2 separate regions of the Homo sapiens genome follow, and region 2 is linked to region 1. Evidence: chromatin loops called from intact Hi-C (ENCODE). Cell type or tissue: PC-9. All regions are shown on one strand. Links, peaks and the distances in the headings refer to the core of each region. The heading gives the core; the rest is flanking DNA.

What was found. Peaks named below come from ENCODE experiments on the same cell type or tissue, not always from the same donor. Only the 100,000 strongest peaks of a DNase experiment are listed, where the experiment ranks them.
Region 2: a loop joins it to region 1, with 6 times the contacts of the local background. A loop is called at or near these places in 1 of 110 quality-filtered maps.

What each region holds. Positions count from the first base shown.
Region 1 is chr1:38,956,398-38,962,543 of GRCh38, reverse strand. It overlaps the pseudogene EIF1P2. Among named protein-coding and RNA genes, the nearest start is that of RHBDL2, 18 kb to the right of the region's middle. In PC-9, for the core only: CTCF peaks have their summits at 2,424 and 2,624; DNase peaks (open chromatin) are centred at 883, 2,693 and 3,403; H3K4me3 peaks cover 1,185 bases; H3K27ac peaks cover 4,775 bases.
Region 2 is chr1:38,136,109-38,142,254 of GRCh38, reverse strand. LINC02786 (long intergenic non-protein coding RNA 2786) reads left to right here and starts at 680. Exons shown (of 6, transcript XR_001737991.3): 1 at 680-798; 2 at 5,842-6,146. LOC105378654 (a long non-coding RNA gene) reads right to left here and starts at 584. Exons shown (of 7, transcript XR_001737987.2): 1 at 541-584. RefSeq lists an enhancer at 1,225-2,138. In PC-9, for the core only: a CTCF peak has its summit at 3,799; a DNase peak (open chromatin) is centred at 3,444; H3K27ac peaks cover 478 bases.

The DNA.
Region 1 (6,146 bases), core at 506-5,505:
AGTAAGCAGAAGCCATGAGATAGTTGCATCTAGACAAAAGAAGAGATCAAGAGGAATTTAGAAGGAAAATAGAGAGAGAAGCTACAAGTAGATGCAAGAGGTAAAAGTAGGGGCAAGGACAGAGATGAACTATGTCAGGACACTGAAGCAGTGGTTTTGGCAGGGAGTAATGGATAAGCACCTATGGGTTGGGGTGGGGAATGATGATGGCAATTGCTATTCAGACACTAGAGCTGTTACTGTATCCTGATTGGCAAGGATCCACCATTGAGTTCCACACAACTTAGTTGTTCAGCCAGAGATGGTAGTCACGTTGCGTCTTCCTCAATGCCTCTGTGGTCACATTGCCTCTTCCTCCTCTGTCTGTATCAAATCTCCCTCTGCCTCCCTCATAAAGATACTGTGATTGTATTTAAGACTCACTCGGATAATTCAGGATAAACACTCCATCTCAAGATCCTTAATTAAATTACATCTTTTGCCACAGAAGTTAATATTCTTATACTAACTGGTGTGCTACAATAAAGTTCTAGCAGTAACCACTTGAAGTTAGCATAGAACCCACAAATTACAGGTCATGGTCCCCAGTAAGACTGCCCTCATTTCGGATGCCAGCCACACATTAGGCATCCCTAGGCCACCCACATTTCTGACCAACTGGCTACAAATCTGGGGGTTCCCATATCCACTCAGGTTTGATAATTCACTAGAATGACTCACAGAACTCAGGAAAGTGATATACTTACAATCACAGTTTTATTATAAAGAATACAAGTCAGGACCAGCCAAATGAGGAGACAGGGTAAGGTCTGGGAGAGTCTCAAGAGCAGAACTTTGAGAATTGCCTTCTCCCTGTGGAATCAGGGCATATCAGCCTGGTGACACATTGATCTGTTTACCAGCCAGGAAATTCCACCAAACCTTATTGTCCAAAGCTTTTTTTTTTTTTTTTTTTTTGAGACAGAGTCTTGCTCTGTCACCAGGCTGGAGTGCAGTGGCGCAATCTTGGCTCACTGCAACCTCCACCTCCTGGGTTCAAGCGATTCCCCTGCCTCAGCCTCCTGAGTAGCTGGGACTACAGGCGCTTGCCACCACGCCCGGCTAATTTTTTTTTTTTTGTATTTTAGTAGAGATGGGGTTTTACCATGTTGGCCAAGATGGTCTCAATCTCCTGACCTTGTGATCCACCCCCTCGGCCTCCCAAAGTGCTGGAGTTACAGGCGTGAGCCACCATGCCTGGCCTGTCCAGCGTTTTTATTGGGACTTCATTATGGAAGCATGATTGATTGAATCATTGGCCATTGGCTGGGTATCAGTCACTGGTTGAACTCAATGTACTATACCCCCTTCCTTCCCCAGAAGTCAGTGGTGTGAAGTGGCATCTCATTGTGGTTTTGATTTGCATTTCTCTAATAACCAATGATGAATAATGTTGAACATCTTTTTATGTGCTTATTGGCCATTGGCATATTTTCTTTGTACAAATATCTGTTCAAATTCTTTGCCTTTTTTTTTTTTTTTTTTTTTGAGACAGAGTCTTGCTTTGTTGCCCAGGCTGGAGTGCAATGGTGCAATCTCGGCTCACTGCAACCTCTGCCTCCTGGGTTCAAGCGATTCTCCCACCTCAGCCTCCCGAATAGCTGGGATTACAGGTGCCAGGCACTAAGCCTGGCTAATTTTTGTATTTTTAGTAGAGATTTTTGTATTTCAGTAGAGGTCTTGCCATGTTGGTCAGGTTCATCTTGAACTCCTGACCTCAGGTGATCCCCCCAGCTTGGGCTCCCAAAGTGCTGGGATTACAGGTATAAGCCACCGCCTGGAACTTAGACTTCCTTTAAACTTAGTCTCTGGATGTGTTTTAAGTTTCCCAATCAGATACAGGCCTAAGGGGCTTGATCTGGAACTGAGTTAAAGTGGGGGATAAAATGAAGTTGCATGGGAGGATTCAGTAAGTCACAGCTCTGGTACCAAAAGCTCTGGCAGTGGCTTCTTGTTGCCCAGATCCTGGCTAAGTTAATGTGTTCCTGGAGCCAACAGTTGGAACAATAGCTTACTAATTTCCCAGTTTTCCGATGTGGCAGAGGCAACAGTTTTCTTGGTGAGAACTTATGCCTATCTTAAACCAACCTTCATTCAATAACCCCGACTAAGTATAGATTATTAAAATGTGTAAAACTTGTTTGCAGTAGGCTTTGTGAGATACACTGGCACTAATCCAAAGTTAATGTCCCTTACAGGGGTCGTCTTGACGGTTATGGGTGTAGGGACACGACATGTATGCTGGGTCCATAGCACTCTAACCCTCTTTCTTTCTTTCTTTCTTTTTTTTTTTTTTTGAGATGGAGTCTCGCTCTGTCACCCAGGCTGGAGTGCGGTGTGGCGCGATCTCGGCTCACTGCAAGCTCCGCCTCCCGGGTTCACGCCATTCTCCTGCCTCAGCCTCCGGAGTAGCTGGGACTTCAGGAGCCCGCCACCACGCCTGGCTAATTTTTTTGTATTTTCAGTAGAGACGGGGTTTCACTGTGTTAGCCAGGATGGTCTCGATCTCCTGACCTCGTGATCCACCCGCCTCGGCCTCCCAAAGTGTTGGGATTACAGGCGTGAGCCACGGCGCCCGGCCACCCTCTTTCGTTCATTTAGGGAATTTCATCAGGCGATGAGTCAGAGATACAGGGCTTACCATCCCCTACAGAAGCTGAAAGTACTAGGTACACTTTTTCCACCTGTCTTGCAGCTAGAGCACTGGCATGTGGACTGGGCTCTGCCAGTCAGCCACATCTGCCTCAAAGCTTGCTGGAAAAGTTGGCTTCAGGAGGATCGCTTCCTGGAAAAGCAGTGACTGTGGGGTAGTGATCAGTCCAGTATCTGATGGTCACGGTATCATTGGCACAAGCGGCATATCTGGAGCTCTTCAATCATGGCAGTGGTGTCTTGTCATCAGACCAGTTCTGCAATGTGGTTTTGGCTCTTTCTCATTATGTAGCTCAGAATGTGGTTCTTCAGCCCACCCATTTATTTTATAAGCTACATAATATCCTTTTTTTGTTGTTTTTTTTGAGATAGGGTCTTGCTCTGATGTTAGGATTATACTGCATACAACTTCAAGCACATTCACATCGAAAATTACCTCTAGTTACTGCATCCAGCTCTGAGTACAGAATCTCTAGGGGATGTCCAATATTTCCAATCAGCTCCAGATCTTAAAACCCATGGCTAAAATGATATATTTACTAGCAACATACTCTTAGTCCATTTTGTGTTGCTATAACAGAACACCACTGACTGGGTAGTTTCAAAGAAAAGAAATGTATTTTTCACAGTTCTGGAGGCAGATAAGTCCAATATCAAGGTGCTGGTGTGTGTTGAAGGCCTTCTTGCTGAGTCATTCATGGTGGAATGTGGAAGGGCAAGAGAGTCTGGGACAATAAGAAAATTGAACTCAAAACCTCAAGTCTTTTCATGACCCCAGTCCGTGAGCTACCGCTGAGGACTCAGCAACTTTCCCTTTGAGCCCCCTTGCTTCCTCATGCTCCATACCCCACCTTTGCCCACTTCCCCCCACTTCTTCCACTGCTACCTCTGTAGGCAGTTTCTGCTGAGGAAAAGGAATTGTATAGTATGTTTGCTATTCTGAACTTCTACTCTTTTGACCTCTTTGCTGGATGCAACTAAGGGCGATAACCTGCTTCCTGCTGACACTGAGGATTATATCCATATAAGAATTTAATAAAGAAATGGCAGGAAGACCATTACTACTGTCCAAGGAATTGCTGATGACTACCATAAAAAGAAACTATGACAGGCACAGTGGCTCATGCCTGTAATCCCAGCACTTTGGGAGGCCTAGGTGGGCAGATCACATGAGGTCAGGAGTTCAAGACCAGCCTGGCCAACATGCTGAAACCCCATCTTTACTAAAAATACAAAAACTGGCTGGTTGTGGTGGTTCATGCCTGTAGTCCTAGCTACTTGGGAGGCTGAGGCAGGAGAATCGCTTGAACCTGGGAGACGGAAGTTGCAGTGAGCTGAGATATCATGTCACTGCACTCCAGCCTGGGTGACAGAGCGAGACTCTGTCTCAAAAAAAAAAAAAAAAAAAAAAGAAACTAGTGAAGGCATTCAAGAAGAAATTTGCCTGGTACTGCAATAGAGCATCCAGAATATGGAGAACTAATTAAGCTACAGACTGACCCGTGCAAGAACCTATGCCAGTTCCTTGCAGAGATCGCACTGGCCAAGGACAATCAGCTGAAGGTTCATGGGTTCTAAGTGTCTGTGGCTCACTGAAGCTTAAGTGAGGATTTTCTTGCAATGAGTAGAATTTCCCTTCTGTCTTTGTCACAGGTTTAAAAACCTCACAATGTGTATGAAGTAACTATTTGGGGTCTGCTCTTAGCTTGGACTAGTGTAACTCCTTCATGTAATAAACTGAAAAGAGCCACACAGACAAAAAAAAAGTCCCTTCATAACTGGCATTAATCCATTCATGAGGGTGGAGCGTTCATGACATAAACATCTTCTATTAGGTCCCATTTTCCAAAACTATTGCACTAGAGATTAAGTTTTCTTTTCTTTCTTTTTTTTTTTTTTTCTGAGACGGAGTCTCACTCTGTCGCCCAGGCTGGAGTGCAGTGGCGCAATCTTGGCTCACTGTAAGCTCCACCTCCCGGGTTCATGCCATTCTCCTGCCTCAGCCTCCCGAATAGCTGGGACTACAGGAGCCCACCACCACACCCGGCTAATTTTTTGTATTTTTAGTAGAGACGGGGTTTCACCGTGTTAGCCAGGATGGTCTCAATCTCCTGACCTTGTGATCTGCCTGCGTCGGCCTCACAAAGTGCTGGGATTACAGGCATGAGCCACCGCACCCAGGCCTGAGATTAAGTTTTCAACACATGTTCTTTGGGGAACATATTTAAACAATAGCACGTATCATATGTACAACCGTAGAGGAAGAAGAGGATAATCTTTTCATGGGCTTAATATGTCCCTCCAAAATTTGTGTGTTGAAATCCTAACCCTTAGTGTCTCAGAATGTGACTACATTTGAACGTATGGCATTTAAGGGGGTAATTAAGGCAAAGTGAGTTCATTAGGGTGGGCCATAGCTCAATATGATTGGTGTCTTTTTTTTTTCTTTTTTTTTTTTTCTGAGACTGAGTCTAGCTTTGTCACCCAGGCTGGAGTGCAGTGGCATGATATTTTGGCTCACTGAAACCTCTGCCTCCTGGGATCAAATGATTCTCCTGCCTCAGCCTCCCGAGTAGCTGGGATTACAGGCACCTGCCACCACACCCAGCTAATTTTTGTATTTTTAGTAGAGACTGGGTTTCACTCTGCTGGTCAGGCTGGTCTCAAACCCCTGACTTCAGGTGATCCGCCTGCCTCGGCCTCCCAAAGTGCTGGGATTACAAGCATGAGCCAATGTGCACAGACTTGACTGGTGTCTTTATAAGAAGAGAACCAGGCCAGGCTCAGTGGCTGAAGCTTGTAATTCCAGCACTTTGGGAGGCTGAGGCAGGCATATCACCTGAGGTCAGGAGTTTGAGACCAGCCTGCTCAACATGGCGAAACCCCATCTCTACTAAAAATACAAAAGTTAGATGGGCCTGGTGGCGGGTGCCTGTAATTCCAGCTATTCAGGAGGCTGAGGCACAAGAATCTCTTGAACCCGTGAGGTGGAGGTTGCAGGGAGCTGAGATTGCGCCATTGCACTCCACCTCTGGGCGACAGAGCAAGACTCCATTTTGGGGAAAAAAAAAAAAAAAGCAAGCTGTACCTAGCCTGGGTGACATGGCGAAATCCAGTCTCTAAAAAAAAAATACAAAAATTGGCTGGGCGTGGTGGCTCACGTCTGTAATCCCGGCACTTTGGGAGGCTGAGGCTGGCGGATCACAAGGTCAGGAGATCGAGACCATCCTTGCTAACACTGTGAAAACTCGTCTCTACTAAAAATACAAAAAAAAAAAAAAAAAAAAAAAAATTAGCCGGGCGTGGTGGCGGGTGCCTGTAGTCCCAGTTACTCAGGAGGCTGAGGAAGGAGAACGGCATGAACTTGGGAGGTGGAGCTTGCAGTGAGCCAAGATCAGTGCCACTGCACTCCAGCCTGGGCGACAGAGCGAGACTCCGTCACACACACACACACA
Region 2 (6,146 bases), core at 761-5,760, 820 kb after region 1:
GTTGCCCAGGCTAGAGTGCAGTGGCATGATCTCAGCTCACTGCAACCTCCGCTTCCCAGGTTCAAGCGACTCTCCTGCCTCAGCCTTCCAAGTACCTGAGATTACAGGTGCATGCCCCCATGCCTGGCTAATTTTTGTATTTTTACTAGAGACGGAGTTTCACCATGTTGGTCAGGCTGATTTCTAACTCCTGGCCTCAAGTGATCCACCTGCTTCGGCCTCCCAAAATGCTGGGATTACAGGTATGAGCCACTGCACCCAGACAACAAACAATAAATTTTATATATTAACATTTACTCATTTATGTATAGTAAAAGACAAAGTGGACGCTGTGGTGTGGCACCCAGTTCTCCACTTCTGAGCGGATGCACTCACCCCCAGCTGCTTTGAGCACTGGTGGCCAAAGCCATTCAGCTGAGTCCCTCCCCAGAATTGTGCTCAAAGAAGACAGCTGCTTTACCCAAGGTCACTCCCCTTCCCTGGGGGCAGCCCACACCCAATAGTAGGTAGATGAAGCTATAAGTTCCCCAGCCCCCTCACCTTAATGCAGAGCGACTCTGAAAGTCCCCCCAGCTCACAGCTCCCCATGGGGTCAGCTGAGGCCTTTGTTGTGACTACATCACAATTCAACTGTTCCCTCTGCCTGGTTCTGCTTCCTCCACTGTGAGAGCCTTCCCCTGTAAACCTCCTGCAAGCCGAAGTCTCTGTCGGAGTCTGTTTCCCAGTGCACCCAACTTGTGATAGAAGGTATATGTTCTGCTGAAAAAGAGAAAAAGGAAAAAAAAGAATAAAAGCAGAGTAAGTTGGATTGGGAGAGCAGGGCTGAAGGGGCAGCAGGTTGCAGGATCAATAGGATATTTAAGGTGATCTCACTAAGAAGTGACATTGGAGCAGGCTTGAAGGAGGAGGAAGAGGGTTATTCAAGCAAAGATCGGGTAGAAAAGCATTCTAGGCAGAGAAACAGCAAAGACTCTAAGGCACGGGTGCAGCAAGGAGGTCATTGTGGCTGGAGAGGAGTGCAGGAGAGAAAATAGGGGAGGAGAAGTCAGGAGTGGGTGGGGTTAAAGGAGCAGATCACATAAGGACTCACAAGCCCCTGTAAGGTCCTCAAGTATTTCTTCAAGAGGAGCAGAGAAGGACAGGGTCTGGCTGCCGCATGGAGGGGAGGAGCAGGAGCAGGAAAGCCTGTCTGGAGGTTGCTACAGTAAACCAGGTCTTCGTGGGGTTGGTCGAGGTGGTGGCAGTGGGGGTGGTGAGAAGTGATCAGATTAAGAATATGTATTTAAAATACAGCCAGCATGATCTGCTGATGGACTAGAAGTAGGAAGTGAGAAAAAGAGAGGAGTCAAGAATGACTCCAGGGTTTTTTTGTCCTGAGCAATGGAAGCAAGGACTTGCCAAGAGCTGAGACGGGGGAGGACTGCAGGAGAAGCAGGTTTGGGGGAGACCAGGAGCTCTGCTTTGGAGCGTCAAGTTTGAGATTCACAGAGTAGCATCCAAAGGACTGAGCCAGCCCAAACTCTGTGACAAGGTACAATCCTACTGGGGCTCAGGAACCCAGTGGAAGTGAGTGACCCTGGGGGCTCAATGGCACAGGGGTCTGAGTCTATGATCTCATCACCTGACATTCCAAGATCCACTCCAAGCTCCTCTGGCAGCCTAATTCTGTGAGCAAAAGACAAAAAGACAGACAGAAAAGTCTCCATTTGATGGTGGAGAAGGGTCCAGCCCTGTGCATGTTTGGGACTGAGCTGAGAGCGTGCTCGCAGGTGAGAGTAGGGAGTCTATGCAAGTCGAGTGTGATCGTGCACATGGAGATGTTGATTGTGAGTGTGAGTGTGTGTGAGTGTGCGTGTGGCAGTGCAGGTTCAGGAGCTGGGCTCACCCGGAGTGTGCAAGTGTGTATAAGACTGATGCAGTGGCCCTAACTGCCGGGCACACTCCAGTGTGGGTGAGGAAACAGGCCAGCCCAAGGCATGAATGCACAGTAGCCTCCCATGGTAGTGGAATGTGTAGAATAAACAAAGGGCTGCTATCAGCATTTGAAACACAGCACTTGGGTCATCCAGCGGGTGGGGGCAGCATTGCCCCCTTAGCCACCCTGAGCCACATGGGTCCCCTCGGAGCCCTGCACAAACAGTCCCAGGACATGGAGGTCCCTGCAGCTCCCCCATTCCATGCCCTCCTGTTCCCCTGGGCTGCTCTCGGCTGGGCTGGGAAAAGTGCCGACACAGCTCCGGGGAGGGAGGAGAGTTAACTCTCCATTTGCCATTAAACATAATCAGGGAGCAATCTGCGTGGAGCCCGCTGCTCTGGCCAATAAGTGATTCCCCAGAACAACAGATAAAAGCCTGGCACTAAAGTGCAGCCAGAAACGATGTGTAATTGGGATGAAAGAATCCTTAAATCTGCACGCTGCTTTTAACTTGGGAGGCTTAAATTACAATTAATAGTTCCCTTGAAGAAGGCAGTAGGGGAATAGAGGAATTCCAAGGCCTCGAGCTCAGAGCCCTGGGCTGCATTCTCAGCTCTCCAGTGCTGGGGGAGTACAGGGGGTGCTGGGTAGTAAGGAGGAAGAAAGAAGCTGGGGGTAGGAGGGGATCCTTTGCAAGGTCTTGGGCACCCTGATGGGTTGCATTCGTTATGAGTTCCAAAGCCACCAGTTCCCAAATAAGCTCATCCGTACACCTGGACTTTCGCCCAGTTTCCCTCACAGTGTCCCTGGGATGTCGCCAACAGTAAAAAATCATCAGCCCCATTTTGCAGATGGGGAAGCTAAGGAGACACACCTGCCCTGGAACCCTGAAGTGTGCCTAATCCACCTGCAGTTCCCAAACTAGGAGGAACCTGAGAGCGCATCCCTCCTTACGGTTCACTGGGGTATAGCGGCCCTGAGAGGGGAGGGTGTCTGCCCAGCATCGCAAAAGGCTGCAGTGTGCAGCTAGTCAGTGCTAGAACCCAGACCTCTTGACTCTAGCGGCCATTCCTTCCTCTGCACCCCAGGCCAATGAGCCTGGAATTCTCTAAGGAGAGTACAGTTCTCTGGCACTAGCCATGCAGCCCCTCCCTTCCCCTACCTGCTCCCAGGGGTCCAGGCAGTGGCAATAACATTGTCAGAGACAGAAAGTCAGGGAAAGATGGGGAAGGCTCCTCCCCAGCTTTCCCTCGGAAGACTTCTTACCCTCCCCTCCCCTGCCAGCTCTCTCTCTGCCTCTCTTGGGCCTCAGTGCCCAAGGCTTCCTGCTTTCTGTTCTAGGGCCACAACTTATGCTCCTCCTCTGGGGTCCTGCCCTGAAGGCAAAGCTGTGGGCAGCAGGGCTGTGGACAATCAGGTGTGGCAGCAAGGCACAAACCAGAATGGTGAAGCTAGCTGGCTCTCCTCCAAAGAATGAGGGGTTTGGCCCTCAGATGACACCAAGAGACAGTCAGAGGAAGCTCTGAGAGTGGCCCGGCATTCCCAGTGCTGGCTGGGTGGCTGCCTCTGCCACTCAGGCCGGAGCTAAGCTCCTGTGTTGGCGGGAATTCCAAAGCTCCCCACACATGAGCTCATGGATGGCCAGGTGCCCAGCCTTGCAGTTCATGGCTTTGGAATGCGTTCTCTGAGCTGGCCTGCTTCAGTACCCCCATCTCACCACAGCAAGTACTGCTGCCTGCTCTTGGCCCTCCAAAGACAGGCAAATCCCATAAAGGGCTTTTTTCTAAAACTGCTAAATTGTGCAAGCACATACATGCGTGTGTGTATGCAAGCAGCATGTGGACAAAGCATCCTGTGTGCATGGGTGAGTTCGTGTGCACCTGTCTCTAGCATGACTGGGCATACATGTGCATAGGTATATGTCGTGTGTGTGTATTCTGTGCATGAGTAGTTTTAAAAGAACACAGTGGGATCTGCTTGGGGCCTTGTGTAGCTGAACCTTATTTATAGCTCTCCTCTGTCTGGTTCGTTTCCTCTAACTTCCCTGCAGAATGATATGAATGAAAATGACACTATTGACTATCTTGGTAACCATAAAAGACCTTATAGAAATAAGATTTTTATAGTGTGTGGACTGGGAGAATCAAAAGACTAAGAGTTATGGACTCAGAGGATAGGAGAGAACCAAGCTGAGCCAGTCGGAGATGTCCCCGTGGTGGATCGTCTGTGGGTTTTTTAAACAAAGTCATATAAATAAAGTGATTGTCTTGAAAGAGTTATGAGAGCCCTGAATCTGGTGGGCAATATCTCTGTGGCCTCTGCATAGGCGGGAGGGCAGGCGTGCTGTCCACCTGAGAGGAAACCCACACTTTGTCTGAGTCCTGGCTCCCGGCCTCCCAAGGGAGGCTATGGAGGCAGCAGCAGAAACAACGCTGCCCTTTGTTCTGGAGAGCCATCGTATTTGGCAGCCCCGGGAGAAGAGCCCCAGGGCTAGCCCCACAACTGGCTAATGGGAATGTGAAGACCCAACGTGGACAGCCAGCCCCTGAGGCTGAGCCTGCAGATTCTGGGGCTGCAGCTTCTCCATGCTTGAATGGAAAGGACCCTCCCACCCCATGAAGAGTGAGCATTTGGACCCTGCACAGGGACTTGCTCAGGCCCTTCATGGGAAGCCACAACAGCAACCCTGCCTAGAGGGCTCCCGCCTGAACAGGTCCCTTTTAGCAAAATCCAGACCCAGTTCCACACATCTTTACCAGCTCCCACTTTGCATTTGTGCTTTTAGAGATGAAGCAGAGCTCGCCCTGCCCTCAAGGAGCATCCTATCTGGTTTGGAGGGTGGAGAAGGGAAGAGTGGGCAGAAAGACATTCCTGCAAAGACTGATGCATGGAAACCAGGGCACACTCTCCCACTCAGGTACACAGGTTCACAGGTAGACAGGTACACAGGTAGGCAGGTACAGACAGAGAGCAGTGTTGAAACTTGGTGATAAAACTTCTATCCTGTTCATCCCAACAGACTCAGTGCTGGGCCCTGGGCACGTAAAGCTGAGTCAGACTCAGTCCCAACCCTAGAGGGGAAGCTCTCACCCAAAGGGCAGATGGACAGATCCCCACAACATAGTATGTTAAGGGCTGAATTGCATGAGTTCCCCAGGAGCCACCGGTGACCTCAGCCTGGTCGGGTAAAGCTCCTCAAAAAAGGAGACATTTCTGCTGAGCCTGGAAGGACAGGTAGGAAGGAGCTTACCAGAAAAAGAAGGAAGAGAGGGCCTGCCTGGCAGGGAAAATGGCAAACACAAAGGCCTGGAGGTGGGAATGTACAAGGCATATTTGGGAAACCACTCAGGTGTCCTAAAGGTTTGCTGGCTGGCAGGAGGAGGGTATCTTTTGAAAGGGATATTGGAAGCAGCTCTTTCAGGAAGGAGGGACCATCTGGCCCAGGGGTCCAGGCAGTGGCAGTAACATTGTCAGAGACAGAAAGTCAAGGAAAGACGGGAAAGGCTCCTCCCCAGCTTTCCCTCTGAAGACTTCTTACCCTTGCTGTTCCTGTCTTTATAGGCAAAGAACAGGACAGCTCCCTTAGCAGCCAACCAGCCACCAGCCCAGCTCCCCAGGTGCCTCTCCTTCACTCTCCCTTCTTATTCCAATATCACCACCCTCCAGCCCAACCCTAGCCCACTGGGGCAACACTAGGTCCATGCCCTCTTCCACCTTGAAAGGAACAATTCTAAAAACCAGAGAGAAAGCCATCTGGTCAGGCTGCTCATCAGAAATAACTGCCAAGTCTGAGAGGTCATCCTGTCTGTCTCCTCTCCCCGGGGACCTGGGGACATGGGGTGAGGGCCAAGGAGTGCCTGTGGCACCTGTCAATGCACGGACTCCTTGTCTGCAGGCATTGATTTCTCTCCTTCCTGACCTTTCAGGAGAGGCGCCCTGAATTCCATGCCGGGTCATTACAGAGCCAGTGGCGGAGACTCTATGAGACCCAGCCCCACTGGCTGCAGCCCCTTCGGATGCATCTGCGAGAGCAGCCTGGCCGTCACCCGCCGGCCTGGCCCGTGCTGTCAGCCGGCCAGAGCGTGTCTGAATCGAGGAAAGCTGACTGGGGCTCGATTCACACTGACTCGAGCCGCAAGGCGAGTTTATGGTTCTTGATTACACCCAGCAGGGAGGCCTTCTTAGTGATGAGAGAGAAAATATTCAACAACCTGTCTTTGCAATGTGCTGA